Regions from separate parts of the Homo sapiens genome. Here regions 2, 3, 4, 5 and 6 are each linked to region 1. A link is a loop called in an ENCODE intact Hi-C map of the cell type or tissue named here. Cell type or tissue: GM12878. All regions are shown on one strand. Region 1 has its middle 6.7 kb from the start of TAF8. Region 2 overlaps USP49 (ubiquitin specific peptidase 49). Region 3 overlaps MED20 (mediator complex subunit 20). Region 4 overlaps USP49 (ubiquitin specific peptidase 49). Region 5 overlaps FOXP4 (forkhead box P4). Region 6 overlaps CCND3 (cyclin D3).

Region 1 (5,000 bases):
ACAGGCTGGGATAATGCTGGTGATGCAAGCGAGAGCACGGGACAGTTTCCATGGATTCCAGCCCCTTTTCCACCTCCTTTCTGAAACGCTTTTAAATTTCTTACAAGGGCCCTCCCCACAGGTTTGGGGAGGCCTTGAGGCGGTCCCTCTCTGCCTGCAGTCAAAGCACTTCGTGCATCTGTCTTTGAGAAAGGGATGTGTGTTGGGGGCATGGGTATTGATGCTGGGAGTCGAGGGTGGGAACTGGGTGGAGGGTGGCTGCACTGAGAAAACGGGTAAGCAGGACGTGAACCTTAAGAACTATAAACCTCCAAGCTGCTCTTCTCCCACGCACGCACCTTCCTCCCTCACTCGCTGGTAGGGTGGGGTGCAGCGGAGCCCTTGGCACGCCCTGGCCCCCTGCCCCAGGCACTGGCTTGGCTGTGGAGAACAGGTTGTACTCTTGAAAAACCACAAGAGGAAGTTTAGGGAGGGCTGGGGGTGGGGAAAGTTCTGGGGCCCCTGCCAAGTTTCCCTTTCCCTGCTGAGCAGTAGATGTGTTTATCTTGCTCTCAAAGACATTTAAATTTTAAATCCTCAAGTTTCAAAGAGCTGTCAAGGCCTGCCCCTTTCTAGGGGTGGCAACAGACACTGCTAGAAATGGCATTGGAACAAGTTACCCATCTGTTGGAATTCCCCTGGGATTCGTGCAGGTTGAGAAAGGCTAATTCCAGAAAGTCTCTTCTTTGGCCCCTTCACTTTTCTCTTCCCCAAAGCATTTCCTACAACCTTTAAACTCAGAGGAATGTGGCTGTAATTGCCACTTAGGAGCTGAATGGTGTTGCGGGAGCTGTCCCTAAGTTTTTACTTGTACTGTCTCATTTAATATTTATTCACCACAACTCTAGGTAGTAAACACCTCTATCTCCAATTTACAGATAGGAAACTGAGGCTCAGAAAGGCAAACTTGCTCAAAGTAATTTAGCTAGTAAGTGGCAGAGCTTGGAATTGAACGAGGATCTATCTGATTTCAAAGTCTAGGCTCTTTACTCGTGAATTAACTCTCAGTCTGAGCATTGACTTTCCTAATATATCAAACACTGAGACAGGGAGGCTGAAATATAAAGGGATTTTTTTAAATGCTGCTGCTAGTATGGGAGAGGGATAGAATTGGAAGGGATTCCTTGGAAGTTAATGTATTTAAGAAAGGATAGCCACTGGGCACAGTGGCTCACGCCTGTAATCCCAGCACTTTGGGAGGCCAAGGTGGGCGGATCACGAGGTCAGCAGTTCGAGACCAGCCTGACCAACATGGTGAAACCTCATCTCTACTAAAAATACAAAAAAAAAAAAAAAAAAAACGTTAGCCGGGCGTGGTCGCACGGGCCTGTAATCCCACCTACTCAGGAGGCTGAGGTGGGAGAATCACTTGAACCCGGGAGGCGGAGGTTGCAGTGAGCCAAGATCACGCCATCGCACTCCAGCCTGGGCAACAGAGTGAGACTCCGTCTCAAATAAATAAATAAATAAATAAAAGGAAAGAAAGAAAAGAAAGAAAAGATAGCCAAGTTAAAAAAAGATGCAGGAGGTGAGAGGTCAGGTCAAATTCTGGAAGATTGCAGCAAAGGGGAAGATTTAGGAGGAATACTATAGCTGTATGCAAATATTTAAAAGTTTGCCCTGGCAAACCTTGAAGTAGGGGGTTAGTGGGACTAGTGGAGGCAGATTTTCAAAAAACGTAGAACTTTCTAACAAATGGGGCTTAGAGCTCATGCTATAAGAGGGGCCTCTGCCAGCAAGACGACCTCAAAGCCCCTTCGCCTGTAAACCCCTGATGTGATTTTCCCCCTGCTTTCCTCTTCTATGTCATTCTTTGCTCTCCCATACTCCCTGGCCCGTGGTAGTCCCTGATCGTCCACCAGGTGGAGCTGTTGCCCCGTGTGTCACCTTGGGGTGACTGGATTGGGTGAATGAAGAGTGTTGCCGGGTTCTTCAGGCGCTGACTGGTTTCAGGGAGCCTCTGCTCCCAGCCCATCACCAGCTGTTTACACACCGGGGCCCAGAGAACTGCTTTTGATCCAGCAAAGCCCCCGTAAAAGGTGCTCTTCTGTCTTGTCCAGGCTCCGGCCAGAACGTGCAGGCCTCCGCCTCTGCGGCATACACCCGTCCCCAGGTCAGGGATTTCTTCCACATCTTCTCTTTCCCCTTCCTGACTGTCCTTTCCCTTTGAGAGAGAGGGACCCGTGTGCCCAGAGCAGAGGGCAGGACCGACGGCCCTGCGAGCCAGCAGGGTAGCTAATGTGGCATGGCCTTTTATGCCCTTCAGAGGGCATGACACCTGTGTCATCTCCCGGAAGGGGCCTCAGGAGCCCCACCTCTCTGAAACTATTTGCACTCAGTGGCCTGACCAGTTCTCCCACCCTGGGTGAAATTCCCCAGGACAGTCGTTCCTGAGGTGAGGGCTGAGGGGTTATCTCTGGAAGGAGACGGTTGCTGGTACCTCCGTCGTTGGCCCAGATCTGCTTGCTGCCCCCTCAGACCTTTAGAGAGGCACAGAGCCACTGGGCCTCCAGGGACACAGAGGCAGAGCCCAGAATGAGCAAGGACACCCTGATTTTTTTGAGACAGGGTCTCACTCTGTCGCCCAGGCTGGAGTGCAGTGGCGTGATCTCGGCTCACTGCAGCCTCGACTTCCCAGGCAGAGTTGATCTCCCCATCTCAGCCTCCTGAGTAGCTGGGACAACACGCGTGGCGCCACCATGCTCAGCTAATTTTTTATTATTTTGTTGAAATGGAGTCTCACTCTGTCGCCCCGGCTGGAGTGCATTGGCACGATCTTGGCCCACTGCAACCTCCGCCTCCCAGATTCAAGTGATTCTCCTGCTTCAGCCTCCCAAGTAGCTAGGATTACAGGCACCCGCCACCACACCCTGCCAACTTTTTGTATCTTTGACGAGGTTTCACCATGTTGGCCAGGATGGTCTTGAATTCCTGACCTCAGGATCCATCCGCCTCGGCCTCCCGAAGTGCTGGGATTACAGGTGTAAGCCACCGCGCCCAGCATACTCAGCTAGTTTTTTGTAGAGATAGTGTTTTGCAGTTTCACCCTGTTGCCCAGGCTGGTCTTGAGCTCCTGGACCCAAGCAGTCCTCCTGCCTCGGCCTCCCAAAGTGCTGAAATTACAGGCGTGGGCCACTGTGCCTGGCCAGAGACACCCATTTTGCAGGTGAGCAAACCAAGGTACTGAGAGGTCTAGCAGCTTGCTTCCTTACACACAGCCCATCTGTGGCTGAGCTGGAAGTCTGACTCAGCCATTTGGCTGTAACATTTGTGCATGTAACCACTAATCTGTGCCATCTCTCATGGAGTGGTCGAGAGAGCCTCTACAGACAAACGACCCCACTTCGAGTCCTAGCTCAGCTCCTTTCTGGCTGTGTGAAAGTTTCTTTGTCTGTAAAATGGGCATAACTATAGACCCCACCTCTCTGGGTAATGGTGAGAATTAATAATAACCAATATTAGTTGAATGCCTACTATATGTCAGGTGTCTTTTTTGCATCCTCACGGCAGACCATGAGGGAGGCATTATTATTCTGCTTCTTATACATAAGGAAACTGAGGCACAGGGGAGGCAGAGAGACTGCAGGATTAAGACTTCCAGCCAGGCGCAGTTGCTCATTCATGTAATCCCAGCACTTTGGAAGGCTGAGGCGGGTGGATCACCTGAGGCCAGGAGTTCGAGACCACCCTGACCGACATGGAGAAACCCCGTCTCTACTAAAAAGACAAAATTAGCTGGGTGTGGTGGCGCATGCCTGTAATCCCGGCTACTCGGGAGGCTGAGGCAGAAGAATCGCTAGAACCCAGGAGGCAGAGGTTGTGGTGAGCCGAGATCGCGCCATTGCACTCCAGTCTGGGCAAGAAGAACGGAACTCCGTCTCAAAAAAAAAAAAACCCACTTCCGAGCCTACGCTTCCCTAAGATTATGAGGCAGTACACACAAAGCCCTGCTGAGTGGTGGGCAGGCCATACGTCCTTTGAGTGATAGCTGCTGTCATTATCACCATATCATGGGCATCATCGTCTCCCAGATAGAGGTCCTCGGGGTGGATATGGGGCCATCTAGATCCAAAGAGACAGCCCTGGTTTCTTTCCTCACCATCCCACCTATGGCTTCATGTTATCCTCTTTTCTAAAATAAAAATCGGTCCACAAGCTCTGGCCTGTGGTCAGACAGTTGGACAGAATATTTGAAGCTGGGGCTGTCCCAGAAACTCCCAGTTCTGGCCCCAGCTTTTGCTGCTCCAACTCACCCTCCCTCTTGTTCTCTGTTCTCTTCCTTCTCTGCTGTTCCTCCCTGCCACCTCCCCTGAGGTCCCTGAGTTCTGGGAAAGGAAGCCGGAGCAGGGGCCTCAGACAGATGCAGACCTTGAGCTCCAATTTGGGCTCCAGATGGAGGAGGGAGGACCAGCCCGGGGCAGGAGCATGAGGCGCAGAGGGCCCCCAGTCTGCCTGTCCCTGGGAAGACGTCTGTTTATTATTCGCAAAGTCTTAAGCTCTGGTTTGTTAAGCTTTGCCATGCTGGGTGCTGTGGAATCCACTGGGAATAAGGCCCAGGGGAGGTTTATTCTACTCTGGCAAGTGGCTATCACAAAGCTGTCTTTGGGTTATAGAGGGGAGGAGTGCTGTTTCCTCCCAGCAGCCGGCCCCTAGGATGCAAGGCTGCCTTTTCCTTTCCTCCCAGCTCCATTGTCTTTTCTGTAAGCGGTGTCTGCTATAGAACCACAAACTTGGAGACTCTTCAAATGTGGCATCTATTTTCATCCTGGGGTTACAAGCCCTCAGATGTACTGAGTGACTGAGCGTAGGCCAGGGCATAGAACATGCTAGTTTTCTCCAGGCCTTCTCTTCCTTCTTTCCAGTCAGCTGGTACCTGCTGGTCCTGGGGGAACTCCCATCTTTTCTTTGAATTCTACCTCTAGGACCCAACTGAGTTTTTCTCTCATATCCCTTGATCTCCG
Region 2 (5,000 bases), 240 kb after region 1:
CTGCATAGAAAAGGGGTTTGTCCCTTTGAATCAAACAGAGTGCTTGCTCACTGAGATGCTGGCCAAATTCACAGAGACAGAGGCCCTGGAAGGGAGAATCTACGCTTGTGACCAGTGTAACAGTGAGTGCTGTGTGGAGGAGGGGGCGTAGTGGGGAAGAATAATTGGAATATCAGTTTAAGGTGCTGCTTTGTCCTCTTTAGTCAAAAGTAACACTAATGATATTGAATGGTTCTAAAGCATCTTTTAAAGATCTTTTTCTCCCATTTTTCTAAAAACAAAAAACATGGACTTGTTTTAATTATGTATTAAAAAACAAAACAAGGCTGGGCGTTGTGGCTCACGCCTGTAATCCCAGCATTTTGGGAGGCCAAGGCGGACAGATCACTTGAGGTCAGGAGTTTGAGACCAGCCTGACCAACATGGTGAAACCCTGTCTCTACTAAAAATACAAAAATTAGCTGGGCATAGTGGCAGATGCCTGTAATCCCAGCTACTCGGGAGGCTGAGGCAGGAGAATCGGTTGAACCCAGGAAGCGGAGGGTGCAGTGAGCCAAGATTGCGCCATTGCACTCCAGCCTGGGCAACAGAGCAAGACTCCGTTTCAAACAACAACAACAACAACAACAAATGAAACAAAGACCTAGGAGTTGATTGACCTCCTGATTGACATTAGTTGTCATCTTGGAAGGGATTTTAAAGTTGTGGCTCCTGAAATGGGGACTCTGAGAATGTTAGTACTTAGCTTCTTAGTGCTGTGGGGCTGCTGCTTAAATTCATGAATGTAGAGTCTGACAGTTCTTACTTAATCTAAACCCAGATGGTATAGCCTTTCTGAAGGGTGCGATATCAGAAAAGCAAGCTTTTGTACTGAACTGGTAGACTTAATGTCTGTCAAAAGTGATGCTAAAGATTGGTACAGTGGAACCAAGAAAGCAAGTCTTAAGGTGCATTGCTCAGTGGCAGCTTCATGAAATATTTTCTGCATTTTGTTTTTATTGTTCACATGCCTGAAAAGTTCACATTTCAGAGAGGGTCATACGGAAGTATTTCTGTGTTGTCTGTAATTTTAAAATGGAACTCTTACATATGGTTACAGAGGCATGTTATCAGGGTCCTTCCATCTTGCCACACTAACACTTAATGCTTCTGCTAATCCAGTATGGACAGAGGAAATGCAGAACAAATATGTGGATGCTTATGTTTGGGGTTTGTGGCATATATAGATTTGGAAACTAAAAGTATAAAGTTAATGGACTGTGCAGAGACCTAGAAATCAATTTTCAGTCACATAATAGTTTAGATTACCAGTTTTGAAGAAAAAAAAAATCTTAGGCCAGGTGCAGTGGCTCACGCCTGTAATCCCAGGACTTTGGGAGACCCCAAGGTGGGCGCCACTGCACTCCAGCCTGGGTGACAGAGCGAGATGCTGTCTCAAAAAAAAAAAATAAATAAAAAATAAATAAATAAATAAATAAATAAATAAATAAATAAATAAAATAAAATAAAATAAAATAAAAAATAAAATAAAATAAAATAAAATAAATTGTGGGAAACCTGTTCCGCTCTTTGAAGAATCAGAACAAAAATCAAAAGTCAGGCTTGAGGCCAGGTGTAGTGGCTCATACCTGTAATCCCAACACTTTGGGAGGCCAAGGCAGGAGGATTGCCTGAAGCCAGGAGTTTGAGACCAGCCTGGTGGCATAGCAAGACCTCTTTTAGGGAAAATAAAAACAAAAACAAAAACCACAAAGTTATGCTCGATATCATTTTGCCATTTCAAAACAAAATTTGAAATTTTATACCTGGTTAACTATAGACTCACCTATCCTGTTCCATTTTGAGATACAGAGTCAGGTGAATCAAATTGTTTCATTAGAGTAATATTTAAAAAAAAAAAAACAGTGATTCCTGAAGCCTTTTACTTGTAAGGAACAAAAGAATATTAACAGCTTTAACTCCATCATTTTTGGATATGATAGATTAGGCAAGAAATAACTTTTGTTTATCTTTACAAGAAAGGATTGTTCTTTGGTTGTCAGATATGCCAATTTATCAGGATTTCTCTAGGCAAGTACAAATAATGGCAGAGAAGGAAACCTATGGTGAGGGGATGAGATGCATTGATCTGTTGCCTGTGAAGTTTCAAAACTGTCAGTCTTCTACCTGTCTTCCTGGCCAGCTTAATGAAATGGAGACAGAACTGATCAATCTCAGTTGAATCAGTAATTTCTTTTTCTTTGTGAATTTCATTTTAGGGAAACAAAGCCTGACTCTATATTGTCTTCATCTTAGCTCACATACTCCCTCTGCTGAAGGTGGCAGTCACTGCCAGGATTCCTAGCCAGAGCTGCAGTAATTTTCAAAAAAATGGTGAATAGGAATATAAAATAAGGCCAAGCCCCTCTGTGAATTCCATTTCTGTTCATGCCCCCACGTATTGTGACGACTACACCCTGGTAAAAGCTTCTCCTATGGCACACTCATTCTGATGCAGTCTATTATGAGAAGTTACACCTCCACATCCTATTGTCACAGAAAGCTCTGTGATACATCATCTGGCTGTGATTTGCTACCTTTCATGAGTAGTACAGACAGGACTTGGAATCAGATGCCCAGCTGCTCTTCAAACACTGAGCCCATGATATCAACAGCTCAAGACAATTAACAGGGACTGCAGTAGACCACTAATTTTCTACTCTCATCCATTTACCAATTTAATATAACAAAACAGTCATCAGTAAATGGTTACAGGAAAGGCTTCTGATAGAAACTAAGAGAACTCTATTTCCATTATTTATTTGCTGAAATTTAGAAATGCATTTCCTCAAGGCTGGGCACAGTGGGCTCACACCCATAATCCCAACACTTTGGGAGGCCAAGGTGGGAGGACTGCTTGAAGCCAGGACTTCGAGAAATGCATTTCCCCCACAGTTAGAAACAAAATTAGAGACTGATCACTGGTTCTGCTTTGGAGTAGATGAATTTAGCCTACCTGTCAGCTTTGTCCTTGCATGTCCAGCAATGTGCTTTTATCTAGGAAATATGTTTCAAAAACTACGCACAGCATAAAAATATAAAACAGTTTATTTTCTAAATGTTTGAATATGCCATAAGCAAATCATGCTAAAGAAAAAAATGTGTTTAAATACTCTATCATTTAGTAATCTTATCCTTTTTTTCCTAAGCCTGAAAGATATGCATTATTTCCTATTTTACTGGTGAGGAAACTGAGGTTCAGAGTTTTGAATAACTTATCCATTAGCACACAACTAGTTGTGAGCAGGAAGTAGAATTAGGCTTACCTAGTGCAAACAAAAAGCTTTTTAAAATCATATTGTGGGGTATCATAATTGAAGTTATAAGCCATTGTGAAGACATGGAACCTTAACATATGCTTCTACTCTATGTGCTTGCTGCTGCACGTTCCATTATATTCCATTATACGCAAAGTTGCTGATGGCAAAAATTGGAAAGATTTGAGTTGCTTGTAACAGTCGACCCAAATAACAATGACTTAAAATGAGAGATTTTATTGTTCTGTTACATAAAACAAGTCTGAAGGACATTCAGGGCCAGCATGGTGGCTGCATGGTCATCAGTGACCCAAGCTATTTCTGTTTTCTGTTTTACTATCCCATTGCAAGACTTCTGTCTTCAAAGTTACCTTTTGGTCCAGGAGGAATTCCAGCAGTTTCAGATAGTGGGAAGGCCAAAGGGATGTGCCTTACAACTGAGTCAGCCCTGTCTAAGCAGAGTCCCACACAGTCATTCCTTTCATCTTAGCCAGAACTTCCATGGCCACACCATGCAGGCGTGTGAAGCTGGGAAATGCAGTCATAAAGAGTGTCACATTGCGCCCCCCAAAAAATTGAGGTTCAGATACTGAGAAATATGGAGAATGCATATTGAATGGCAAGTCACTGTCTCTGCCATAGCTAGAAAAAACTCCTCACAACCTATGTCTTATACCTTCCCAAACCACATAGGCAAACGACGAAAATCCAATCCCAAACCCCTTGTTCTGAGTGAAGCTAGAAAGCAGTTAATGATCTACAGACTACCTCAGGTTCTCCGGCTGCACCTTAAAAGATTCAGGTGAGCTTGCTGTGGGAGTCCCAGCTGGGTGAGAGCTGTGGGAATAGCTGCTCCAAAGGCTTTGGTGAGGGCAAATGTCTTCTATGGTGTTGGGAGGGGAAGCCTGTTCACTTGAGACCTCGTGTTTTCCATGGAGATTAAACTGTTCACATCCACTAAGGCAAATTGATGTGGGAGCCCAGCAGGACTGGGCTTTTGCTCTCATGCTCCTGTGTAATTAATTATCCAGCCTGCACTGGGTGTCTGTGCTTAAAGATTTTCTAGCCTGGCTTGGACTTATGTAGATTCATCTTCAGGATGAAGTATAAAATAATCTGCAAAAGAAGCACAGGCAGGAAACTACAAAAAGACTGTTGCTTGAATTGCTTGTTTAGGGATCTCTAGGTTTAGAGTACTTCATGGAACATTAACAGCAAATAAATGGGCCAGGCGCAGTGGCTCATGACTGTAACCCTAGAACTTTGGGAGGCCAAGGTAGGCAGATTGCTTGAGCTCAGGAGTTTGAGACCAGCCTCGGCAACATGGTTAAAACCCTGTCTCTACAAAAAATGCAAAAATTAGCCAGGCATGGTGGTGTGCACCTATAGTCCCACCTACTCGGGAGGCTGAGGTGGGGGGATCACCTGAGCTCGGGAAGGTTGAAGCTGCAGTGAGCCTTTATCAATCACACCACTGCACTGCAGCCTGGGCAACAGAGTGAGACCCTGTCTGAAAATAAATAAATAAATAAATAAATAAATAAATAAATAAGTGTGAACATTGATTACCACCATTTTATTGATGGGAAAACCAAAACCAGAAGGTTAAATTTTCTCAGTTTCCTGTTTTATTAATACCTACCTCTACCTACGATTATATATGCCAGTTTTTACTAGTAACAAGCTTATATCCATGTTCTAGGT
Region 3 (5,000 bases), 140 kb after region 1:
TTTGTTTCTGGTTTTTTATATTGAGGTATGTTTTAGATATAGTTTACAAAAATAAAACGCACAGATCTTACCTTTTTGGCCTCCTGATTTACATTTGCTCTCGTCCAGGTTTATTTATTTGTATTTTTCTGTAGGCTGCAGCTTTTATGGAATGAAACAATGCATAGGCAGCATTTTGAACACAATGCATTTCCTGAAAATCTCCAGAAGTTGATCGTGGTAAATATAGACTCTCTAGACTTATGCATCATAAGGAGGGACTCTGTTCCCTAAAAGCTAAAAAGCAGTATAAAATCCCTAACTACACTTGGCTTTTATTTTGTTTTTTTATTATTATTATTACTTTTGAGATGGAGTTTTGCTCTTGTTGCCCAGGCTAGAGTGCAATGGTACAATCTTGGCTCACCACAACCTCCGCTTCCTGGGTTCAAGCGATTCTCCTGCCTCAGCCTCCCGAGTAGCTGGGATTACAGGCATGTGCAGTTAATTTTGTACTTTTAGTAGAGATGGGCTTTCTCCATGTTGGTCAGGCTGGTCTCGAACTCCTGACCTCAGGTGATCCACCTGCTTCAGCCTCCCAAAGTGCTGGGATTACAGGCGTGAGCCACCATGCCTGACCCTTATTTTATTTTATTTTTTTGCAATGGAGTTTCATTCTTGTTACCTAGGCTGGAGCGCAGCGGCGCAATCTCGGCTCACTGCGAACTCCGCTTCCCGGATTCAAGCAATTCTCATGCCTCAGCCTCCCGAATAGCTGGGATTAGAGGCGCCCACCACCACACCCGGCTAATTTTTTGTATTTTTAGTAGAGATGGGGTTTCGTCATGTTGGCCAGGCTGGTCTCAAACTCCTGACCTCACGTGATCCACCTGCCTCAGTCTCCCAAAGTACTGGGATTACAAGCGTGAGCCACTGTGCCTGGCCCACTTTGCCTTTTAGGCACAGTCTTGGCCTAAATTTCCAGCGTTTTTCAGTTTTGTTCTTTTCCTTCACATTTAAGCACACATTCGACCAGCTTTAAGTCTAGAGAACACCAGATTTAAGAACTGCCACTTGGGTACTTTTTCCTTTGTGTCAATTAAAGGAAATGTGTCACTAAAAGAAGCAGGTAATGTAATACATTTTTTTTTTTTTTTTTTTTTTGAGACAGAGTCTTGCTCTGTCACCAGGCTGTAGTGCAGTGGCTCAATCTCAGCTCACTGCAGCCTTCTCCTCCCAGGTTCAAGTGATTCTTCTCCCTCGGCCTCCCGAGTAGCCGGGACTACAGGTGCACGCCACCACACCCAGCTAATTTTTGTATTTTTCCATTTTCTTTTTTTTTTTGAGACAGAGTCTTGCTCTGTCACCCAGGCTGGAGTGCAGTGGCGCGATCTCGTGTTACTGCAAGCTCGGCCTCCCGGGTTCACACCATTCTCCTGCGTCAGCCTCCTGAGTAACTGGGACTACAGGCGCGTGCCATCATGCCTGGCTAATTTTTTCTTGTATTTTTAGTAGAGACGGGGTTTCACTGTGTTAGCCAGGATGGTCTCGATCTCCTGACCTCATGATCCGCCCGCCTCGGCCTCCCAAAGTGCTGGGATTATAGGTGTGAGCCACCGCGCCTAGCATTTTTTGTATTTTTATTTTTTTATTTTTTGAGACGGAGTCTCGCTCTGTCGCCCAGGCTGGAGTGCAGTGGCACGATCTCGGCTCACTGCAAGCTCTGCCTCCCGGGTTTAGCCATTCTCCTGCCTCAGCCTCCCGAGTAGCTGGGACTACAGGCGCCTGCCACCACGCCCGGCTAATTTTTTGTATTTTTAGTAAAGACGGTTTCAGCGTGTTAGCCAGGATGTTCTCGATCTCCTGACCTTGTGATCTGCCCGCCTCAGCCTCCCAAAGTGCTGGGATTACAGGCATGAGCCACCGCGCCCGGCCTAATTTTTGTATTTTTAGTAGAAATGGGGTCTCACCATGTTGGCCAGGATGGTCTCGATCTCTTGACCTCATGATCTGCCCGCCTCGGCCTCCCAAAGTGCTAGGACTACAGGCATGAGCCACCGTGCCCAGCCTACATTTCTTAAATAATTTAAGAAATACGGCTCCACTAGCAAAGTTGCCAAAAATAAATTGATGACTTGTGGGAAGGACCCATATGTTATCCAGCTCTTGTGTGCATTTCTGAGTGGGGCTTTCAGGAGTACTTTAGGATATAAATGTTTGTGTATGAAAGTGAAAGTTGAGGGCTATTTTTATAAATTAAGGGGAAAAGGACGTGATTATTCCCATTTTATAAATCTTACACTCAGCCAGTAAATGGAGATGCCATATTTTTTTGGTTCACATCTGATGTTCTTCTTGCCCCTCTAGACTATGTTCCTACCACTCCTTCCTCTGTTGCCAGATGCTTTAGCCCTTTTCCCATCTGTAGCTACCCCAAAAGAGCAGAAACTGGGAAACTTCTAGGGCCTTGCCAATGTCATCTTGGGGTACTTTTGCCAGAGCCACACAGAAATATGCTAACCTTGACTGTCAGCTGTCAGGGCAGCTTTAGAGCTCATTTAGTTCTCTCAGTGTAAAATGGAGAGGCTGTATCTCCCAGAGAAGTCATGCAGAGAGATGAGGGTGGAGTCAGGACCAAATTTCAGGCCCAGACTCCTGGCTACCAGCATGTGCCAAAGTACAGCAGCTGGACCTCCCTGAGGTGCCAAATGATTTTAGGTGGAATGTGGAAACATTTTAATACTAGTACTTCTGTCTTATTCTAATTTATATTAAGAGAAAAATATAACTAGTACTTTATTCCTTAGGATGGGGGTGTTTTTAAGAGTTTGTTTGTTTATTTATTTATTTATCAGTAGAGATGGAGGTCTCATCCTGTTGCCCAGCCTGGAAGAGTCTTTTCAAATGATCTATTAAGTTACAGTACAGGGGATACATGCAAACCTCAAAACCTGTGTAAGGGGAAGGCAAATACTGGATCTTGGGAACCACTGTAATCTACTTTGTGTCTAGTCTATTTCCTATATCCATTGATGGTTCCTGCCCTGGCTGTGCTTTCCTGTTGTCTCTCTTTGATGCTGGATTCTCTGTACCCTGCTCCCACACTGCCTCCTGCTGGCTTTCCTCAGATATCAAGGACCAAGTAGTCACATTTCCCCTACCATGCATTGGTGTCGCTTCTTCACTGAAGAAAACACCTAGGGACTGACCACTCCTCCCCTCCACCAGATCTACCCAACCCAGTGTGTTCTGAGGCTTCAGGGTAAGGCAGTTAGTGAAATTTTTCTCTCCAAATCCTGGAAGGTAAGGGTTGTGGTTAGAAGTTCCCCACCTAAGCATGTGCTCCAGGTGTCAAAAATTGACAGGCAGGACTGATATATGGCCTTGTGGTCTCCAACCCCATACCTTTAACTCCCAACATTGCCTTTCTCTTGCCACACCCTCCCTCTCCATTTCTGTTACTGCCTGGGTGTCTTAGGCCACAGACCCCAGTTACTATTGCATGGGGAATGGCTGAACCCAATTGCATTACAAGTTTGGGCCTCCCCTGAGAATTTGGTGTCTTTGGCTTGTGAGTACTCACTTCTTGGGGGTGGGATCTCTCCAAGATGAGTCACTATGATTGTGTAGAGCATTCCCAAATCAGTCTTTTTGGTTAGAACAACTCTTTAAATCACCTAGCTTGACCATCATTCAATACTTACATCTCGGCCAGGCGTGGTCGCTCACACCTGTAATACCAGCACTTTGGGAAGCTGAGGTGGACAGATCACCTGAGGTCAGGAGTTCAAAACCAGCTTGACTAACATGGTGAAACCCCATCTCTACTAAAAATACAAAATTAGCTGGGCGTGGTGGCGCATTCCTGTAATCCCAGCTACTTGGGAGGCTGTGGCAGAAGAATGGATCACTTGAACCTGGGAGGTGGAGGTTGCAGTGAGACGAGATCTTGCCACCGTACTCCAGCCTGGGTGACAGAGTGAGACTCTGTCTCAAAAAAAAAAAGAAAAAGAATCTGTGATCCAAAAAAGAGTCTCTAAAGGGAGAGCAAATCCTGAAATGGAAACAGTATGAGGACAAAGTTAAGCAGGTTTGAGACTGGTCCAGCCAGCTTTTGTGAGCAGGATCTTTCCCTGCCTTCTGGACCTTACATCTGGGTGTCAAGCCAGAGGATTTTCCTTCTTCATTTTATAGCCAATCCTTTGGGCCTTTCAGACAGTTTCTGGGAAGATGGACTGAGTTTTTGCTATCTTCCTATGTTTCCCCTTTTTCTTTTGAAAATAGGCAGGAGTAAATATATATGAAGCAATCTTGATAGCTACCTCTGTGGCTTCAGAGTTACTCTTCTGTTATGACACTCCATGGGGTCTGGCAAGTATTCTGTTGTAATGGAATTTGGCATAATGCATATACTTCTTCATTTTTCAGAAAAACGTGATTGATGAGGCAGAGAAATAGTTCCTTTCCTCTGTGATGAAATTATCAAGTTAAAAAATTATTGAAATGATTAGGGCAAAGTTTCCTAATTCTCTTGCATTCTCTGTTTAATTTCCCAACATAGACCCCTGCCCCACCATCAGATAGCACAGATTAATTTTTAAGATTAATATGAATTCAACTGAATCTTCTTCGGAGACTTTTAAAAAGAGAGTTTAGGGACCACATTTATGTAGCCTAGATTGTCCTGAAGTCAGAATTCAAGAGTAGAAGTCTTTTGTCATGTAGGAAAGGCAAGGCTGTGAATGTGAAGGTGACGGGTATTCTGGGGTGGCCTGCTCAAGGGAAGAGAATGCGTCTTTAAGAGACAGATGGCTGAGTGCTAGCCATAGCACTGGCCCTAACTTGCCACGTAACTTCAATCAAGCTGTTGTCTCTGAGTCTCATCTGTACAGTGGGAATAATGATGCCTGCTTTCCATATTTCATAGAGTTGTTGAGAGGCTCAAAGGAAAATACATATGAAGAATGTTTTGTAGGCAAGAAGATGCTATCTCTGCTCTCATGTCTTTTAATTTTCTATAA
Region 4 (5,000 bases), 200 kb after region 1:
TAATTACTGGCCCAGCATGGTGGCTCCTGCCTGTAATTCCAACACTTTGGCAGGCCAAGACAAGAAGATCACTTGAGGCCAGGAGTTAGAAACCAGCCTGGGCAACATAGGGAAGAACCCATTTCTCTCTCTCTCATTTTTTTTTTTTTTTTAGACGGTGTCTCACTGGTGTTGTCCAGGCTGGAGTGCAGTGGCGCGATCTTGGCTCAATGCAAGCTCTGCCTCCCGGGTTCACACCATTCTCCTGCCTCAGCCTCCCAAGTAGCTGGGACTACAGGTGCCTGCCACTGCACCTGGCTAATTTTTTGTATTTTTAGTAGAGATGGGGTTTCATGTTAGCCAGGATGGTGTCAATCTCCTGACCTTATGATCCGTGTGCCTTGGCCTCCCAAAGTGCGGGGATTACAGGTGTGAGCCACTGCACCCGGCCAGGGAAGACCCTATTTCTCCAAAAAATATATATATATTTTTAATTAGCCAGATGTTGTGGCATGCACCCATAGTCCCAGCTACCCAGGAGGCTGAGGCAGGAGGATTGCTTGAGCCCAGGAGGTCGAGGCTGCACTGAACCATGATAGTGCCACTGCACTGTAGCCTGGGTAACAGCGTGCGAGCCTATCTAAAACAAAACATAGGCTACCAATAGGGAGGGAAGGATTTACTATTGCCATTTTGTTAATTGTTTTTGGTATATTTTGTAGCTTTTTTGTCCCTTCTTTTTTACTGCCTTTTTCGTGTTTTGTTGATTTTTTTTGTAGCGATGTATGTTGATTCTCTTCTCATTTCCTATTATATATATTCTATAGATACTTTATTTGTGTTTATTGTTGTGATTGCATAAATCATCTTTAAAGTTACAGCATTCTGTTTTAAATTGTTAAAAACTTCATTCACATACAGAAAACTACTTCTTTGGAGTTTCTGCTGGTAAATCTGGGAATGGAAACTCCCTTGTATGTGATGAATCGATTTTCTTTTGCTGCTTTGAATATGTTCTCTGCCTTTGACTTTAGATAATTTAATTATAATGTGTCTTTATGATCCTCTCTAGATTTATCCTTGTTGAAGTCCTTTGAGGTTCTTTAATGTGCATATCCATTTATCTCCTTAGATTTGGGAAGCTTGCAGCTGTTATTTCTTCAAAGAAGCTCTCTGCCACTTTGTCTCTCCCTCTTCTGAGTTTTCATAATGTGCATTTCAGAATGTGTTGTCCTGATCGTGCCCTATAAGTTCTTTATGTGCTCTTTGCCAATCTGTTTCCTTTTTGCTCCTGTGACTCTACTTTTTTTTTTTTGAGACAGAGTCTCGCTCTGTTGCCAGGCTGGAGTGTAGTGGCACGATCTTGGCTCACTGCAACCTCCGCCTCCTGGGTTCAAGTGATCCTCCTGCCTCAGCCTCCTGAGTAGCTGGGACTACAGGTGCTCACCACCATGCCCAGCTAATTTTTGTATTTTTAGTAGAAACGGGGTTTCACCATTTTGGCCAGGATGGTCTCAACCTCTTGACCTCGTGATCCACCTGCCTCGGCCTCCTAAAGTGCTAGATTACAGGTGTGAGCCACTGCACCCGGCTGACTCTACTTTCTTTTGCCTGATTAAACCTGCTATTGAACCCCTCTAATAAATTTTTCAGTTCAGTTATTGAATTTTTCAAGGTCCAGAATTTCTGTTTGGATCTTTTTCATTGTTTATCTTTTTGGTCATGGATTGTTTTCTTCATTTCATTTAGTTTTGTATCTGTGTTCTAGCTCATTGAGCATCTATAACAGTTATTTTAAATTCTTTGTCAGGCAGCTCACAGATCTGCATTTCTTTAGGGCCTGTTTCTGGAGTTATATTTTATTCCTTTAATTCAGCCATATTGCCCTGTTTATTTGTATGCCTTATAATCTCTTGCTGGGCTTTAAGCACTTAAAACAAACAACCATCTGTCCAAGTCTTTGTCTAGTGACTTTGCAGAGGAAGACCTTTACCAATTATCCTGGTTGTTGTTTCCAGGATCTCTCAACCTTTTTCTGACCTCTTGCTCCCCCTGATGTCTGCCTATGGAACTTCAGTGCTAACATCCTGCTCTCCTCTGTTTTCAGTGTCTTCTGTACTCTGGAACCTGTCCAGTCAGTATTCTGAGTCATATGAGATAGAAATCAGTCTCTCAGGAAGCCCCAGACAAGCCAGAATGTTGGACACACGGTCAACTCTTTTGTTTCTGTCCAAGGAGTAGACCCAGTATGGGGGGGGTTTCCTCCAACTTGCTCTGTGCTATGCTACATAGGAAGAAGGACATGAAAGGACATGCCAAACACTGAAATTTCCTAACCCTTTTGCTGTAATCTCCTTTTGGTTTTACAGTGGCCTGGTGCTGTAGCTTCTCAGCTCTTCTTCAGAGCTCTCACAAAGGTATTCTGGTCCATATATTGTTGTTAACACACTAAACACACTCTTGCTCTCTTGACTTTGCTCATATTGTTCCTCTCTAGGAAGGGCCTCCACACTGCCTCTCACTCATTCATTTGTTCAGTAAATAATCTGAATATCTATTTGGCCATATTGTTGGCTCTGGAAATATAGTGAAAAATGCACAGTACCTGACTTCTCTGTGTCTCTGTTGGGGAAGGATCTGTTGCTTTCTAGTCTACCATCTTGTTGATATCACTCCTCTAATGATTTTCATTTTATTTTTATTATTTTTTTCAGACAGAGTCTCACTCTGTCACCCAGGCTGGAGTGCAGTGGCGCGATCTTGGCTCACTGCAACCTCCACCTCCCGGGTTCAAGTGCTTCTCCTGCCTCAGCCTCCCAAGTAGCTGGGATTAACAGGTGCAGGCTACCATGCCTGGATGATTTTTGTATTTTTAGTAAAGGAGGGGTTTCACCATGTTGGTCCAGCTGCTCTCGACCTCCTGACCTCAAGTGATCCACCTGCCTTGGCCTCCCAAAGTGCTGGGATTACAGGTGTGAGCCACCGTGCCTGGCCATGATTTTTATTTTTAAAGCATTTTATTAAGCATTGGAGATATGAGGAAATGGTAGCTGCCCTGAAATAACTTACCTTTTGGCTGCGAAGACAAGATTTATAAATTAAAACTATCAATATTTGGTAGACTATAATAAGTGAGGGGTTTATGCCATAATCCCCAAAGAAACAATCCTGCATGTTAAAATCTCAAAAGATCAAAATCCCCTAAAGTCTAAAATCCCCAAAATCACAATCTTGAAAGATAAAAATCCTGAAAATGTAGTTCTGGAAAAAAAAAATATTTAAAAAATTATTTAAAGGACATTTACTTACTTTTTGTTTATTTTATTTTTAGAGACAGGGTCTCACTGTGTTGCCCAGGCTGGAATGCAGTGGCTATTCTCAGGTGTGATCATAATGCACTACAGCCCCAAACTCCTGGGCTCAAATGAGCCTCCTGACTCTGCCTCCCAAGTAGCTGGGACTACAGGCACATACCACCATGCCCAGCTTATTTACCTTTTTTTTTTTGAGATGGAGTTTTGCTCTTGTTGCCCAGGCTGGAGTGCAATGGCGCCATCTCAGCTTACCACAACCTCCGCCTCCTGGGTTCAAGCGATTCTCCTGCCTCAGCCTCCCGAGTAGCCACAGGTGTGCGCCACCATACCCGGCTAATTTTATATTTTTAGTAGAGACAGGGTTTGTCAGGCTGGTCTCAAACTGCGACCTGAGGTGATCTGCCTGCCTCGGCCTCCCAAAGTGCTGGGAGTACATGGGTGAGCCACCACACCTGGCCTATTTACATTTTTTAAAGGAATTTATTTGAGAAACATGTAAAAACGTAACAGAAAGCCTGTGCGCGGTGGCTCACACCTCTTATCCCAGCACTTTGGGAGGCTGAGGCGGGTGGATCATTTGAGGTCAGGAGTTCGAGACCAGCCTGACCAACATGGTGAAACAGCGTCTCTACTAAAAATACAAAAATTAGCCGGGCGTAGTGGCGTGTGCCTGTAATCCCAGCTACTCAGGAGGCTGAGGCAGGAGAATCGCTTGAACCTGGGAGGCAGAGGTTGCAGTGAGCCGAGATTGTGCCATTGCACTCCAGCTTGGGCGACAGAGTGAGACTCCATCTCAAAACACAAAACAAAACCAAAACAAACAAAAAACCCCAGAAATCTTCATAAGCTACTTTACGCAATAAAATAGGTAATATTTTTGCAAGCATAAACCCACTCACGTATATTAACAGTAGTTATACAGATACAGCGGTTATGAGCAGATGAACCATAATTCATAAAGAAATAGGTCAAAAAATGAAATGTATAAATGGATATCACTGTAGTTGGTAATTGTGTGTACCCAGCTTTATAACTGTGGTCTTCTGGAATACCATGATGGATAACGCAAGTCTTTTGATGAAATTGATCAAAACCATCATTGGCCGGGTGCGGTGGCTCACGCCTGTAATTCCAGCACTTTGGGAGGCCAAGACAGGCGGATCATGAGGTCAGGAGTTTGAGACCAGCCTGGCCAACAGAGTGAAACCCCATCTCTACTAAAAATACAAAAAACTAGCCGAGCATGGTGGCGGACGCCTGTAATCCCAGCTACTGGGGAGACTGAAGAGAATCGCTTGAACCTGGGAGGCAGAGGTTGCAGTGAGCTGAGATGGTGCCCCTCACTCCAGCCCGGGCGACAGTAGGAGACTCTGTCTCAAAGAAAGAAAAAAAAAAAGAAAGAAACTGCAACATACGCAGTTGCCTAAAGAGAAAAACAAATTTTTAAACAATCATTTAGAAAATTGTTTGCTTATTTATTTTTTATTTATTTTGAGACAGAGTCTCGCTCTGTTGCCCAGGCTGGAGTGCAGTGGCACAATCTCGGCTCCCCATAACCTCCGCCTCCTGAGTTTAAGCGGTTCTTGTGCTTCAGTCTCCTAAGAAGCTGAGACTACATGGGCACACCACCATGCCTGGCTGATTTTTTGTATTTATTTATTTATTTTTTGAGATGGATTTTCGCTCTTGTTGCCCAGGCTGGAGGGC
Region 5 (5,000 bases), 440 kb after region 1:
TTAACCTTCCCTAAGCTCCATCTCAGTTCCCCTGCAGGCCTAGAATGTTCTTTCTTCTCCCCTCTTTCTACCCAAATTTCCCCTCCTCAGCTCCAGAACTCTTCCAGGGAGTCTTCCAGGATACACTGGTCCCCAGTAAGCACTTAGGTCCCTCTGAGCCCCTATGGTGACTGGCACCCAGGACTCCATTTTATTAACAGCCATTATGTATTGAGGGCATATTATGCACCAGACATCTTTTTTTTTTTTTTTTTTTTTTTGAGACGGAGTCTCGCTCTGTCGCCCAGGCCGGACTGCGGACTGCAGTGGTGCAATCTCGGCTCACTGCAAGCTCCGCTTCCCGGGTTCACGCCATTCTCCTGCCTCAGCCTCCCGAGTAGCTGGGACTACAGGCGCCCGCCACCGCGCCCGGCTAATTTTTTGTATTTTTAGTAGAGACGGGGTTTCACCTTGTTAGCCAGGATGGTCTTGATCTCCTGACCTCGTGATCCACCCACCTTGGCCTCCCAAAGTGCTGGGATTACAGGCGTGAGCCACCGCACCCGGCCCAGACATCTTTTTATATATCATTAATCTTCTCAACAAGCCAGTGATGTAGAGATTATTACTCCACCCCATTCTACAAATGAGAACTCTGAGGCCCAGAGAGGTCCAGTGGCTTTCCCAATGCCACAGACCTGGCAAGCAGCAGAGCCAGGATTTGAACCCTTGTGTTTACTCCCTCACAGCACATGACAGTCGGCTGATCTCCATCTGTTTCCCAGCCAGAGAAGCAGCTCTCAGAGAACAGAGACCCACCCTGTGTTTCTCTGGTGACCACCCACCCTTACCCCCTGTACCTGGCCCACTCCTGGAGCCCAAGCATGGTGGCCTTGTATAGACAGGCCTGCATTCCAGGTCCCAGAGCAGGAGAGGCCCTCGTGGGAGGGCCAGGGCCAGAAGCCCAGAGTGCCAGCTTGGTTACCCAGCCCACCACTGCACTGTCCCTGTTAATTCAGCCAGTCTTCTGAAGGTTGCCAGCCCCCACGCCCTGTCCCTGGCCCCTCCTGGCTAGGACAGAGGGCCTTTCAGCCTGGGCTGCCACCATGACTGCCTTCTCAGGAGGGGCTGTTTTTCTAAACTTTTGATCCTGAGGCGGATGCAGACTGCAGGCCAGTGAGGTGTCGGGGGTTCTGTGTGGTGGGATGTCCCACCCTGGGGGTCCATTTCTGGTCACCTAGAGATGACTGCAGATGGAAGGGACCTCTGGTGTCAGTATATCGGGTAGTAGCATGTGCATGTGTGTGTGAAGGTGTGTGCTGTGCATGAGGGGTGTCATTTTAAAGTCCCCACCACAGACAGGGGGATCTTTGTCTGCACTGCTCTGCCTCACCGTCCCATCAGAAGGGCCCCTGTCTGATTATTTTTATAGGGTAATTCAGACTTCTCTGCCTCACTCTGTCCTTCAGTGACTGTTTCAAGATCAATTTACCTTATTCTGCTTAGAGTAGAATGGCAGCTGGGGAACTCAGAAGCCAGGGCCTAATTCCCAGCTTCGAGGCGCTCGGAGCCTCATTTCCCCACTCGGAGCCTCCAGAGAAGGAGGGAAGCAGCGATCACCAAAGTAAATCGTGTCACTAGAAAGCAGGGGCAAACCACAGGGTCTCCCTCTTCTCTTTCCCCACCGTCAGCCACAGGTTCATTTTTTTTTTTAAACCCAGAACCCGGATTGCTCATCTGCAAAGATTCTTTATTCTTAATGCTTTATCTGCTCATCTCTTTGACTCTGCCTCAGTCTCTTCATCTATAAAATGGGGATAATAATACCTAACTCAGAGTCGTTTTGGGGATGAAATGAAATATAAAGCTTCTAGGATAGTGCCTGGCACATAATGAGGGCTCATTAACTGTTAATAATTATTACTATTAAAAACAGGTACTGAGCCCTCCGCTGTACGGCGGCTGGCATTCTCAGGGAAGTTGTTCTGTGCCCCGGAAACAGGCAAGTTTGTCCAGAGGAGCCGGTCTGCTTTGTTTAAAGCGCCCTCTGCTGACCATCGGCAAGAAGGCCTTGGGCAAGGTGGCGAGTTCATGGTGGGGGAGCGAAGTGCTGAGTGCCAAGGGGAAGGGGGACTTCTGTCGGATGCAGAGCGCAGAGCGCTACTTATCCCACCCCTAAAACGTCCGGCTTGGAGTATTTCTCTTTTTTTTTTCCCCAGGTTCCAAAGATAGCTTCCCCAACAGGGCTCAGCAATGCTAAGACCAGGACAAGCTGCCAGCTGCAGTTAACAGCCTACTCCCTGGCTGTGAGTTAACAGTAGAAAGGAGAGAAGCTACATACCCAGCATGCAGCGCTTCCTGAGGCAAAGCGTGATGGGGGTTGGGGGTGGGGTGGACATGTTGGTTCATACTTCGAATAAGGTAATAATTGTGGGAGGGCTGCCCCATGTAGGATGTCAGATCAGGAAGAAAATAAATTACTGAGTCTATAAGCCCAATGCACCCAGAAGGTGGTGGTTCATAACAGCTCTTGTTTCTTATATTGCAAGACCCTCTCCTGTACCAGTGTCCAAAATAGATCATCACCCCACCTGCAAATGCACTGACCATTCACTATATCCCTGTGAGAGGAATAAAAAGAGGACTCTAGTTGAAGCAGGAGAAACTGAAGTTAGACCGCGGGAAGGACGGTCCTGAGAATAAAGCTAGGTGCAGTCTTGTCCCTCCAGAGTCTGGCATAGGAAGAATGCCCCCGGGGCTGGTCCACAGAACTGACTACTTCTTCAAGGGGGCAGAGTAAGGGGGCTGGGAGACTGGCAGCCAACACCTAAGGATTCTCTGGGGCATTCTGGTAGGTCCCAGCTGGGAGGGGAAGAAGGGGAAAGGGGAAGCGGCCGCAGCAAAATCATGGGTAATTGTTTTTATTGCATTGTAGAGAATGCCATTGTCCACAGATTACATGCAGCTAGGTTTACCGTACAAGGCCCTGGCAGCCTCCACGGAGGGCTGGGAGGGGCAGATTACAAAACACATCAGTGCTACTTTTTTAAACAGTATCTGGTGGGGAGACTCTGAGACCAAGCTGAGCTCCCCAGCCCCTCTCGAGGTACCATGGGGGACAGGGAATTCACCCCAGGCCCTACACAAGCGTCCAGAGGATTAGGGCTGTGGTGGAGCAGGCCTGCAGAGTGGATGAAGGTGAGACAGAGAAAGCGGGGCGAGTGAGCGACAGACAGAAATAGATGGACGAAAAGGACAAAAGACATGCCTGAGAGTAGAGAGAGGTCAGCAAAGACTCACCCTCCAGGTCCTTCTCCCAGCATTTGGCTGGAGAGTTCCAGCAGTTTGGTGATTTGTGGGAAGGGTGATTGACTCCAGTTCAGCTTTCTCAACACCCTCCCCTCCCCTGCTCCCCAAATACACTCTTCCCTGGGCCTTGTCCCTAGGGACAGGCCTGGGACTCCTTTCTGCCCTCAAGGAGGGAGTGTCCAGAAGGTGGCGTAAGACCAGTGAGAGCCGGGTGCAGTGGCTCACGCCTGTAATCCCAGCACTTTGGGAGGCTGAGGCTGGCGGATCACCTGAGGTCGGGAGTTCGAGATCAGCCTGACCAACATAGAGAAACCCCGTCTCTACTAAAAATACAAAAAAATTTAGCCCGGCGTGGTGGTGCACGCCTGTAATCCCAGCTACTTGGGAGGCTGAGGCAGGAGAATCACTTGAACCTGGGAGGCAAAGGTTGCAGTGAGCCGAGATAGCATCACTGCACTCCAGTCTGGGCAATAAGAGCGAAACTCCATCTTAAAAAAAATAAAAAATAAAGACCAATGAGACGGCTGAGGCCCTGGGGATGTGCACAGGGGTCTGAGGCGGCGGGAGGGGCTCTGTGTTGAGGAGGGGCAGCAGGTGGGGAACCAGGACTTAACACGGGATAAGAGGTGCAGGCTGGTGTGCTGGGGCTGGGGGAGGTGTCAGGGGCCATCTTTGGCTTAGCAGCTTGGCCCTTGGCCTCTTTCCTTGCAGCCTATCCAGGGTCCCCTTTGTATAGGTTGAATGATCCCGTTTCCGCCGTGAGCCCACTATGATGACCATGGTCACCACACAGTGTGCCACGTGGGTGTGCACGCACACTAATGGTCCTACTGCTTCAGGATGCCACCACCACACCTGGGCACTACACACACACACGCCTATCCAGGCAGCCCCCTTGAAGACGTGGACAATGGGCCTGGAAGGACACCTGGGAATGGGTGTGGATGTCTCCAGAGCTGGTGGCACAGGTAAAAGAACCCTGCGGCGGTGGTCCTCTCCATCCCTGCAGCAAATCAGCTGCCTTGCTCCAACACTCTGGCAAGAACTTGGATTTCAAACTAGTGAAAGAACTAGGGCAAAGGATTGGGACTCTGGAAGAAAACAGGAAAATGACAGAGAACCCTGTTTAAGCGTGGAAGGGACAGGAGGCACAGGGGAACCGGAGGTGGGTGGGCCCTGTCCACAGTGAGGGCACATGCCCAGCGCCCCTGCAGGGCTGCTCATTCCATCCACTCACAGAAACCACCACCACAGCGACCCTCACGTTGCTGCTGCTCTGCCCAGGCTCCCCGAGCAGAGCGATCTTTCAGCTTTAATGCTCCTCCCCTCCCGCACCTCGGTGACACACACAGGGCCCGGTGAATAGAGGACGTTTAATATTTCTGTGCTGGTCAAACGGAACACAGGTGGGGAATACATGGGGAGGGGGCGGAGGGCCCCCTGCCTCTCAGGAGGGGTGGCTTGTGAGGGGTGTATGTGGGGGGTTCTTGGGAAATATCCAAGGAGTCTTCTCAGTAAAGGGGCCAGGCCAGGGGTGTTATGAGCATCCGATACGCCCAGTCCTTGGCCTTGAGTTGGGGGTCCCCCATAGGGGGTCTGTGGAGAGTCTGACTTTTTTCCAGCTCTTTTGCTAGAATCCACACTCCCAGCACGACGGGTGACTTGGTCCTAGAGAGGGGTCTGGAGAGCCCCCAGGAAGCAGCCCAGGGTCA
Region 6 (5,000 bases), 110 kb after region 1:
CTGCCTGAGCTGGGGGTGGAGTGCCCAAAAGACTTCCTAGAAGGTCAAGGTTGGAAGGGACCTCTGAGAACTCCAGTTGGTCCAAATCCGTGTGCAGCAGAGGAGGCTGAGGCCCAAGGAAGGAGGGCAAGGTCCTGCCTCAGCATCGCACTGAGCAGATGAGTGTAGAACCTGGGTCTTCTAGCTAGACCAGGTTGCCTTAAAAGTCAGGAATGTGATGGCCGCTGCCACCTACTGAAGCTAAGCACTCCCAGGGGTGTGTTCTCCACCAGTTAACACTGGGATTCTCTGGTTGCCTGGATATGGGGAAAGGTGGCCACTTTCCCTCAAACACAACCCCTTGCCTCCCCATAGGGAGAGTCCCACTCCCAGTTGCCTTCCAGATGCTTCCTTAGAAGCTGAGTCCCTTCTGTTTACTGCTGAGTTAGGAGTTGGCTCCTGGGACATGCACTAGGGGTAGCGTTGTAATTTATCTGTCTCACTTCTGGCTCCAGGCCAGGCTATTTTCTCTGGGGCTCTGTGAGGGTAGGGGTTGATTTGAGAGGCTGACACCTAAGCTGGGGCCAAGAGAGAGACAGCTGTGGCTGGGGCCTGGAAGAGGTTGGGTGGGGTTGCCATTTCTGCCTCAATAAGGAGTCAAACCCACAAGTTCCTTCCTGAGATAAAACAATGAAGAAATCCTCATGTGTGCAACTCAGAAATGGGGCCAGGTCTGGGAACCCATGACGAGTGGACTGGGGTGGAGCTCCCAGCCTTCTCCCGAGACCTAGTACTGGCAGGTAGGCTTGGGTAGGTGAGGATAGGGCTTGATCCCTCTGGAATCATTTGGAGCCATCCTGTCTGGCTTGGCCTCTACCTATCCTCCTGAAAGTCAAGTGGCATGGGGCACTACGGGTTCCAGCTAAAGGGGGTGGGGTGGGGTGCTATACCTCAGGACCCATCCCTGATATCCTACCAAGGGGATGTGGCTTGGGTTGGGCAATCTCCCCTTTGAGGAACCTGAGAAAAGGCTCTGTGGCTGTCATTGGAGGAGTCATACTCCCTTCTGTTGATTCAAGAAGTGTGGACTTGGCTGGGATGCAGAGTTGCAGGGGAAGCTAGTGGTGATCTCCCCTTTCACAAATCCTTGGGGTTGAGAGAGTCTTTCTGCTTCATCCCAGAAGAGAGCCCAGTTCATGGTGATGCTGTGGTATCTGCTGCTTCCGTCTTTCAGCCCTGGCTGGAGAAATCCTCAGAGCCCTGAATGAAGTCAGGAGAAGGCCTGGATTATTGGCCCCTTAAACATAACCAGACAGGATTAAAAGGGATAATCCATGTAAAGCATGTTGTCCTGGCACCTAGTAAATGATCAGTAAGTGCTCAAAGCACATGCCTCCTCCTCTTCCCTGCCTTGAACTCCATGGTGCCCGGCCTTAAAATCAGAAACAGAACTGGGGTCTTGGGCTTTAAAAGTTTGATGGGCTTCCCTGCCTGAGACTTTGAGACTTCTGCTTTGCTCCCTCCTCTTCACTTCTCCAGCCACTGACCCCACCCTTTCCCCGCTTTTTCAGGACTGGGAGGTGCTGGTCCTAGGGAAGCTCAAGTGGGACCTGGCTGCTGTGATTGCACATGATTTCCTGGCCTTCATTCTGCACCGGCTCTCTCTGCCCCGTGACCGACAGGCCTTGGTCAAAAAGCATGCCCAGACCTTTTTGGCCCTCTGTGCTACAGGTAAGAGCCCTATGCACATTTTTGCCAAATTGGAAAAATCAGAAGACTTATAAGGGTGAGAGGTAACTGAAGATTCTGGTTTATACTGTCAAAATTCCTTTGTGAAAATTATACCCCCTCTGAGCCCCCAGTCTCAATGCAGAAAAGCAGGTTATAATCAGCTATATGGGATCTCAGACCCCTCCAGTTTGTAGTGGGGACACTGAGGGTATAGAGAGAAGTGACTTGCCCAAGGTCTCACAGTGAACAGGTTGGGAACAGAACCCCAGTCTCTTGGCCCTAGTTGTGTTCCCATACTAGGGAGTGTCTTGTCTATTCCCGGGACCTATGGAAACTGGCAGTTGGTTCTGATCTCTAGGAAAGATACTCTTTCCTGTCTTCCTCCCTTGCTGATATCTTGCCCCACCCACTGCTGGAGTTTTCCAGCATGTCCTCTGCTCTACTCATGCTGCCTGGCACTTTCCAAGGAGTCGGAAGTCCATGCTGGCCGTTATCCTTCAGGTTTCCTTCTCTCATGGTTCCCTTTCCTCCTCTCCAAGATTATACCTTTGCCATGTACCCGCCATCCATGATCGCCACGGGCAGCATTGGGGCTGCAGTGCAAGGCCTGGGTGCCTGCTCCATGTCCGGGGATGAGCTCACAGAGCTGCTGGCAGGGATCACTGGCACTGAAGTGGTGAGTGCTGGGTAGCTGGGCAGCAGCCTCTCCATTCATAAAGTAGTGCTATGCCCTGAGCCTCCAGTAGAGGGAAACCTCCAACCCCAACCTGGTCCCAAGTCCTGGTTTCACAACCTTGGGGCTTTGTGGCTTTTTATCTCCTGCCTTGGTCTGGGGAAGAGCAAGTATCTTGGGTGGGGTGAAGGGCACTGGCCCTAGGGGTTCTTTTCTTGCCAAGTGGTGTGCTGGAGTGGGGGTGGGGGGTTTGGTGTCAGATGCAGGGCTGCTCTCACACTCCCTTGCCACATCCTCTTGCTAGTTTCTGAGAACTAAAGAGCGATTCCTGGGGCCGGGCTGTGGCCTAACCTCCCCAGACTTCCCCATGTGTTGGGAGCTGTCCTTCCCCTGCACCTGCTGCCAGATGCTATGGGGGGAGTGTTTGCTCCTCACTCTTCTCCCATGTTCCCAGGACTGCCTGCGGGCCTGTCAGGAGCAGATCGAAGCTGCACTCAGGGAGAGCCTCAGGGAAGCCTCTCAGACCAGCTCCAGCCCAGCGCCCAAAGCCCCCCGGGGCTCCAGCAGCCAAGGGCCCAGCCAGACCAGCACTCCTACAGATGTCACAGCCATACACCTGTAGCCCTGGAGAGGCCCTCTGGAGTGGCCACTAAGCAGAGGAGGGGCCGCTGCCACCCACCTCCCTGCCTCCAGGAACCACACCACATCTAAGCCTGAAGGGGCGTCTGTTCCCCCTTCACAAAGCCCAAGGGATCTGGTCCTACCCATCCCCGCAGTGTGCACTAAGGGGCCCGGCCAGCCATGTCTGCATTTCGGTGGCTAGTCAAGCTCCTCCTCCCTGCATCTGACCAGCAGCGCCTTTCCCAACTCTAGCTGGGGGTGGGCCAGGCTGATGGGACAGAATTGGATACATACACCAGCATTCCTTTTGAACGCCCCCCCCCACCCCTGGGGGCTCTCATGTTTTCAACTGCCAAAATGCTCTAGTGCCTTCTAAAGGTGTTGTCCCTTCTAGGGTTATTGCATTTGGATTGGGGTCCCTCTAAAATTTAATGCATGATAGACACATATGAGGGGGAATAGTCTAGATGGCTCCTCTCAGTACTTTGGAGGCCCCTATGTAGTCCGTGCTGACAGCTGCTCCTAGAGGGAGGGGCCTAGGCCTCAGCCAGAGAAGCTATAAATTCCTCTTTGCTTTGCTTTCTGCTCAGCTTCTCCTGTGTGATTGACAGCTTTGCTGCTGAAGGCTCATTTTAATTTATTAATTGCTTTGAGCACAACTTTAAGAGGACATAATGGGGTCCTGGCCATCCCACAAGTGGTGGTAACCCTGGTGGTTGCTGTTTTCCTCCCTTCTGCTACTGGCAAAAGGATCTTTGTGGCCAAGGAGCTGCTATAGCCTGGGGTGGGGTCATGCCCTCCTCTCCCATTGTCCCTCTGCCCCATCCTCCAGCAGGGAAAATGCAGCAGGGATGCCCTGGAGGTGGCTGAGCCCCTGTCTAGAGAGGGAGGCAAGCCCTGTTGACACAGGTCTTTCCTAAGGCTGCAAGGTTTAGGCTGGTGGCCCAGGACCATCATCCTACTGTAATAAAGATGATTGTGAAATAAAACTGGCTTTGGCTTCTTGGATTGGTGTGTGGGTAAGTCTATTTCTGCACTGTATGAGGTAAGGAGGTGGAAGTCAATGGTCTAAAGCAGGGATCATTGAGCCTTTTCTGTAAAGGGCTGGATATTTAGGCTTTGTGGGGTACATGGTCTCTGACCCAAATATAGTCAGTTCTGCTTTATAATGTGACCTATGCGTTCCTAAAAATCACTATGCCATGCAAAATTGCACAATAAAGACCACAGGTCTCATGGGAAAAATGGGGCTTGAAGCACAACACTCAAATGAGTGACACATTTAAAAAAAAAGGATAGCTTGGTTTTTACATATGTCAAATGGTTGAGAAATTATATCACAATAAATATGGCCTTTTATCTTGAAGACATGCACTTTGCTTTTGGAAGTGGACGTCGGAAGGGTTGCTCAACACAGGTGGGGAGATGAGTGAGGTAGCTGGTACATGTTTAGGTGTGAGTTTTGTGTACTACTTAGGCTTGGTTCAGCTAGATACAGTTTCCCATATTCACCTACTATTTCTCGAGGATGAAATCACACACAAGCAAACATGAAGTCTGCGTTATGATCAAACTGTTCCCAAATATATTAAATGGGTTGGAACAAATGCGCAATTTCGAAAGCAAATAACAAGGGTTATAGCAGGATTATACTTAAACTCTGCTGTTGTAGCACAAAACCAGCCACAGAAAACATGTAAATGGGTGAGCATGGCTGTTCCAACAAAACTATTTATGGATGCTGAAACTGGAATTTCATGTAATTCCTACCTATCACAAAATACTGTTTTAATTTTTTCCCCATTTAAAAATGGAAAAATCATTCTTAGCTCATGGGCCACACAAAAATGGGCACTTGGGCTGGGTGCAGTGGCTCATGCCTGTAATCCCAGCACTTTGGGAGGCCGAGGCGGGTGGATCACCTGAGGTCAGGAGTTTGAGACCAGCCTGGCCAACCTGGTGAAACCCCTTCTCCACCCCGTCTCTACTAAAAATA

What was found. A loop is a pair of places that touch in the nucleus more often than their neighbours do. Peaks named below come from ENCODE experiments on the same cell type or tissue, not always from the same donor. Only the 100,000 strongest peaks of a DNase experiment are listed, where the experiment ranks them.
Region 2: it touches region 1 in a loop (4-fold over the local background); 20 of 110 quality-filtered maps call a loop at or near these places.
Region 3: it touches region 1 in a loop (10-fold over the local background); 26 of 110 quality-filtered maps call a loop at or near these places.
Region 4: it touches region 1 in a loop (11-fold over the local background); 75 of 110 quality-filtered maps call a loop at or near these places.
Region 5: it touches region 1 in a loop (4-fold over the local background); 12 of 110 quality-filtered maps call a loop at or near these places.
Region 6: a loop joins it to region 1, with 6 times the contacts of the local background. A loop is called at or near these places in 104 of 110 quality-filtered maps.

What each region holds. Positions count from the first base shown.
Region 1 is chr6:42,041,298-42,046,297 of GRCh38, reverse strand. It overlaps a transcript of CCND3 not described here. Among named protein-coding and RNA genes, the nearest start is that of TAF8, 6.7 kb to the left of the region's middle. RefSeq lists enhancers at 72-121, 1-395, 422-571, 396-986, 1,579-1,628 and 1 more. In GM12878, a CTCF peak has its summit at 1,900 (motif pointing right); DNase peaks (open chromatin) are centred at 417 and 1,937; H3K4me3 peaks cover 1,555 bases; H3K27ac peaks cover 959 bases.
Region 2 is chr6:41,798,928-41,803,927 of GRCh38, reverse strand. USP49 (ubiquitin specific peptidase 49) reads left to right here. Exons shown (of 8, transcript NM_001286554.2): 5 at 1-122; 6 at 3,990-4,098; 7 at 4,999-5,000. Among named protein-coding and RNA genes, the nearest start is that of TOMM6, 14 kb to the right of the region's middle. RefSeq lists a silencer at 2,163-2,457. In GM12878, a CTCF peak has its summit at 2,317; no DNase peak of the experiment used is centred here.
Region 3 is chr6:41,900,424-41,905,423 of GRCh38, reverse strand. It overlaps MED20 (mediator complex subunit 20), which reads left to right. Exons shown (of 4, transcript NM_004275.5): 4 at 1-70. Among named protein-coding and RNA genes, the nearest start is that of USP49, 7.5 kb to the right of the region's middle. In GM12878, a CTCF peak has its summit at 3,099 (motif pointing left); a DNase peak (open chromatin) is centred at 3,073.
Region 4 is chr6:41,844,007-41,849,006 of GRCh38, reverse strand. The region is part of intron 3 of USP49 (ubiquitin specific peptidase 49); the gene reads left to right. Among named protein-coding and RNA genes, the nearest start is that of USP49, 49 kb to the left of the region's middle. In GM12878, a CTCF peak has its summit at 2,043; a DNase peak (open chromatin) is centred at 2,096; H3K27ac peaks cover 1,034 bases.
Region 5 is chr6:41,600,269-41,605,268 of GRCh38, reverse strand. It overlaps FOXP4 (forkhead box P4), which reads right to left. Exons shown (of 17, transcript NM_001012426.2): 17 at 2,885-5,000. Among named protein-coding and RNA genes, the nearest start is that of MIR4641, 4.0 kb to the right of the region's middle. RefSeq lists an enhancer at 1,904-2,198. In GM12878, a CTCF peak has its summit at 2,030 (motif pointing left); a DNase peak (open chromatin) is centred at 2,008.
Region 6 is chr6:41,933,945-41,938,944 of GRCh38, reverse strand. CCND3 (cyclin D3) reads left to right here. Exons shown (of 5, transcript NM_001760.5): 3 at 1,551-1,710; 4 at 2,250-2,386; 5 at 2,838-3,993. The coding sequence ends at 3,005. Among named protein-coding and RNA genes, the nearest start is that of CCND3, 5.4 kb to the left of the region's middle. RefSeq lists an enhancer at 1-666. In GM12878, a CTCF peak has its summit at 2,454 (motif pointing right); a DNase peak (open chromatin) is centred at 2,544; H3K4me3 peaks cover 212 bases; H3K27ac peaks cover 1,436 bases.